Regions from separate parts of the Homo sapiens genome. Here region 2 is linked to region 1. A link is an interaction called in ENCODE POLR2A ChIA-PET data of the cell type or tissue named here. Cell type or tissue: GM12878. All regions are shown on one strand. Region 1 has its middle 110 kb from the start of MIR5192. Region 2 overlaps COMMD1 (copper metabolism domain containing 1).

Region 1 (2,500 bases):
AAGCGATCCTCCCACCTTGGCCCCCAAAAGTGCTGGGATTATAGGTGTGAGCCTCTGTGGCTGGCCCTCTAACAAGTTTAAAAACAACTAAAACTAAACATTTATTAAGCATTACGTTAATCAAATATAATTTAACATTAATTAAACATTAATTAAGGATAACACTAATTTAACTATTTTTTAAAGGAAGAAAATTATTAGGACAAAATGGAAGTAAAGGGGTAAAGGGAAGCACACAGGTAAATGTAAGTTATTGTTGATATTTTAGGCCAGGTGCAGTGGCTCATGCCTGTAATCCCAGCATTTGGGAGGCCAAGGCTGGTAGATCACTTGAGCCCAGGAGTTTGAGACCAGCCTGGGCAACACAGGGAGACCTCGTCTCTACAAAAATAATAAAAATTTAAAAAATTAGTTGAGCTTGGTGCACCTGTTACAGGTGCACCTATAGTCCCAGCTATAGCTACTTGAGGTGGGAGGATCACCTGAACCTGAAGAGGTCAAGGTTGCAGTGAGCCGTGATTGTGCCACTCCCCTTGGTACCAGTGAAACCCTGTCTCAAAAAAAAAAAAATTAGATCTTGGGTTGACAGATGTGTTCACAGGTGTTCAGATACATATAATTTTGAAATAAATTAATAAAATAAAAGAAAGCCATGCTAGGAAAAAAGGAAATATCAATGGTCAAGTTGCTAGGCTGTATGCCATGAAGAGCAGTTAGTCAAAGAGAATCACCTTTTCAGATGTGCCCTATCGCCCACCAGCCAGTAGTGGACAGCTCCCTGTCATGGGATAACCTGGCTGTGCTTCTCCTGGAACTTGGGCCTTACCATCTGGGAGTCCCCATTTAGTTGAGAAGCTGCAGAGGGAGTTTATTTCTGTGGCCTTGTAATGGGGCACACCTTCTGTTTGGGGGGGAAGTTCCCTCCTGTTCCAGGGAGATCATGAAGCAGCAGCTGCGTTGGCAAGGGCAGAGAAGATGTCCTAGTGATGGCTATTAAGGGGTCCCTCCCTTGCAGAAAAGGATTAGTGTCCAGCTAGCAGAGAAACACTTGCCAGGTACTTAATAGGTTCTATTTGATGGTAGTAGAAGCTCTCCCCAACACACATGCCCACTCAGCCAGGGAGAAGGTAGCAGGAAGGAAGGAGGCCCCCTGAGTATTGTGACCACAGAGATAGCCTGCCCCTGCAACCACACCCACACACTGAGGTTTCACCAGGGTGTAGGGGAGTGGTGGTTAAAAGACAAGAGAAGAGTCAGATACTATTATCTCCAAGTTTTGCTCCAAAATATGAGCTCTGAAAGTGAACGTGAGGACCCATTTCCATCTGTCCCCTACCCCATTCTACTCCCAGGTATAAGTTGCTTACCAAGATGAATAATGAGGGTTCTTTACAGCTTGTAAAATACTTTTTTAAAACATCATCACATTTGGTCCTCCTTAAAAAAAACCCAGTGGGGGTGGTTATCGTGCTTACCTTTATTTTTTAGATGAAAAAAAAAACTGAGGCTTGGAGAGGATCAGCGACTTGTCTAAGGTGATAGACTTGGAGGCAGAGATGAGAGGAAGGCTTCTGACTCCCTCTTATGCCATGTTCCCAGAGGGAGTGCCCAAAAACATGCTGTCTCAGCAGGAAGCAGCCACTACCCAAAAGCAGAATGGGAGGAAAGGAACAGGGGCCACATTTGGTCCTTACTAGCCAGTGCAGAAATGATGGTACTGGAAGGAGATATTTAGAGAGTGGCCCTTCTGTCACCTGATCCAAAGGCCAGGAATTGAAGGAGCTATGTCCTAGAGCAGCAGAGTTCTGTTAATTTGTTGTCTGTGCCTTCTGTATAATATCACTTTGTGCCCCTGGATATGCTGTTTTCTCCAGTGAGTCTAGGGAAGGAACTCTGAGGGATCATTTCACTGTCACTAAAAAACAAAACAAAACAAAACAAAAAAAAGTTTAAAAGGGATGCTTCAAAGTTTGATGCTCTAGTTGTTTTTAATCAAGCAGGGATTGCTCATTGTAAAAGTAATTTGGGATAATATAATCAAATAAAAAGTAGAAAAAAGAGTCACACCACCCAGGGATAATCACTTGTCCATCACCAACTTATCCCTGGCAGGGAATCTGCAGACAACATAGCACTGTTACCTCCCTTTGAGGCCTCAAATAATTTCTAACAGAAAGAGGCTGTTTTTGCTTAGGATGCAGATGAATAAAGAACAGAACTCCTCAGGCCGGGTGCAGTGGCTCACGCCTGTAATCCCAGCACTTTGGGAGGCCGAGGCAGGTGGATCACAAGGTCAGGAGATCGAGACCATCCCGGCTAACACGGTGAAACCCCGTCTCTACTAAAAATATAAAAAATTAGCTGGGCATGGTGGCGGGCGCCTGTAGTCCAAGCTACTTGGGAGGCTGAGGCAGGAGAATGGCATGAACCCGGGAGGCGGAGCTTGCAGTGAGCTGAGATCGTGCCACTGCACTCCAGCCTGGGTGACAGAGCAAGACTC
Region 2 (2,500 bases), 340 kb before region 1:
CGCCTGGCCAGTCTGCTAATTTTTAAAAATGCATTTGGAACCCAATTGTTTCTAAAGGTATTCTATGGTTTCTTTTTTGTAGAAGTATTTCCATTAGATCTGTATTATTGATGTATTACTACTAGGTAAAAATATAGAATTGTTTTGCTCTGATATTAAAGTTGACATTGGGCCCAGTGTGGTGGCTCATGCCTGTAATCCCAGCACTTTGGGAGGCCGAGACAGGCCGATCACTTGAGGCCCACAGTTTGAGACCAGCCTGGCCCATGTGGTGAAACCCCATCTCTACTAAAAATACAAAAATTAGCCCAGGGGGTGGTGGTGTGTGCCTGTAATCCCGGCTACTAAGGAGGCTGAGGCTCAAGAGTTGCTTGAACCTGGGAGGCAGAGGTTGCAGTGAGCCGAGATAGTGCTGCTGCACTCCAGTCTGGGCAACACAGGGAGATTCTGTCTGAAAAAAAAAAAAAAGTTGACATTGAGCCAGGCATGGTGGATCATTCCATATAGTCCCAGAGCTTTGAGAGGCTGACGCAGGAGGATCACTTGAGGCCAGGAGTTTGAGACCAGCCTGTGAAACATAGTGAAACCCCACCTCTAAAAAAATAAAGTTGACATTATTTGAAAGTATATTTATTGCTAGATGCCATTTATCCACGTTTGTTTGTTGTAATCACCAAGCCTTGTTTTGAAATACTACTCTAATAAACTAAAAGCTTAGTGGAAAAAGCTATGTTTTACCTACCAAAGAGTATCAGGAACTGACTTTCTGTGGTTTATTTTTAGTGCCAACTTTAAATACTCTTCAAGCAGCAAGAATAAATTAATGGTTGTACAAATGTGAAATTTTAGGGGACTTATTTGGGACTAAAAGACAGGCTTTGGGGTTGATTAATATCAAGGTTTTTTCCTTCAAATATTGAGCTCCCAATTTCAGTTACTTAATTAGCAATTTACTAAAAAATGGTATCATTATCTTGAGGTTCATTCTATTTATTTATTTTAAAATAACAGTCATTTTGCTCTTGAATCTGAACTGTAGGCAGTGCTAAGAGGAAAAGTTCCTCTCCTTAAGGTGTTTGCTTGACTAGGGGCTGAAGGATCTACTTCTAACATGTCTCATTCATCTGACTGGCAGTTTAATGCTTGCTATTGACTGGGAGCTCAGCCAAGACTGAGGGGTGAAGGACAGAGTTCTTTTGACATGGTTCTTCATAAGCTGTTTTTAGCACAGTGCCTAGGTTCTAAGAGAGACAAAGGGGAAGTTGTCAGTTTCCTAAGACTTGAGCCAGAAAATTGGCATAGCATCACTTCTGCTATAATTTTTTAAAATGTGGATGGATATTTTGATATAGGCATTCAATGTCTAATAATCATATCAGGGGAAATGGGATATCCATCACCTCAAGTATTTATCCTTTGTGTTAGAAACAATCAATTACACTCTTTTAGTTACTGTAAAATATACAATTAAATTATTACTGACTATAGCCACCCTGTCATGCTATCAAGTACTACGTCTTATTTATTCTTTCTATATTTTTGTACCCATTAGTGATCCCCACTTCCACTGCCCCCACCTCCCACTATCCTTCCCAGCCTCTGGTAACCATCTGTCTACCCTCTTTCTCCCTGAGTTCAATTGTTTTAATTTCTAGCTCCCACAAGTAAGTGAGAATAGGCCAGAATGTAATCCCAGCACTTTGGGAGGCTGAGGCGGGTGGATCACGAGGTCAGGGGTTCGAGATCAGCCTGTCCAACATGGTGAAACCCCGTCTCTACTAAAAATACAAAAATTAGCCAGGCATGGTGGCAGGTACCTGTAACCCCAGCTACTCAGGAGGCTGAGGCAGGAGAATCACTTGAACCTGGGAGGCAGAGATTGCAGTGAGCCGAGATCACGCCACTGCACTCTAGCCTGGGCAACAGAGCAAGACTCCATCTCAAAAAAACAAACTAAAAATAGAGCTAGCATATAATTCAGCAATCCCACTGCTAGGTATATTCCCAAAAGAAACAAAATCAGGATATCGAAGAGATATCTGCACTCCCATGTGAGCCACCGCGCCCGGCCTATTTTTAGTTTTTTGAGGAACTCCAAACTGTTTTCCATAGTGGTTGTACTAATTTACCTTCCCACCAACAGTGTACAAGGGTTCCCTTTTCTCTGTATCCTCACCAGAATTTGTTATTGCCTGTCTTTTGGATATAAGTCATTTTTTTTTTTTTATTATACTCTAAGTTTTAGGGTACATGTGCACATTGTGCAGGTTAGTTACATATGTATACATGTGCCATGCTGGTGCGCTGCACCCACTAATGTGTCATCTAGCATTAGGTATATCTCCCAATGCTATCCCTCCCCCCTCCCCCGACCCCACCACAGTCCCCAGAGTGTGATATTCCCCTTCCTGTGTCCATGTGATCTCATTGTTCAATTCCCACCTATGAGTGAGAATATGCGGTGTTTGGTTTTTTGTTCTTGCGATAGTTTACTGAGAAT

The links. Peaks named below come from ENCODE experiments on the same cell type or tissue, not always from the same donor. Only the 100,000 strongest peaks of a DNase experiment are listed, where the experiment ranks them.
Region 2: POLR2A ChIA-PET joins it to region 1 with 5 read pairs; 3 of 35 experiments call an interaction of 5 or more read pairs at or near these places.

The regions. Positions count from the first base shown.
Region 1 is chr2:62,312,871-62,315,370 of GRCh38, forward strand. No RefSeq gene overlaps it. Among named protein-coding and RNA genes, the nearest start is that of MIR5192, 110 kb to the left of the region's middle. RefSeq lists enhancers at 834-883, 944-1,043. In GM12878, no CTCF peak of the experiment used is centred here; a DNase peak (open chromatin) is centred at 1,131; H3K4me3 peaks cover 1,231 bases; H3K27ac peaks cover 2,262 bases.
Region 2 is chr2:61,977,535-61,980,034 of GRCh38, forward strand. The region is part of intron 1 of COMMD1 (copper metabolism domain containing 1); the gene reads left to right. Among named protein-coding and RNA genes, the nearest start is that of COMMD1, 73 kb to the left of the region's middle. In GM12878, no CTCF peak of the experiment used is centred here; a DNase peak (open chromatin) is centred at 1,197; H3K27ac peaks cover 498 bases.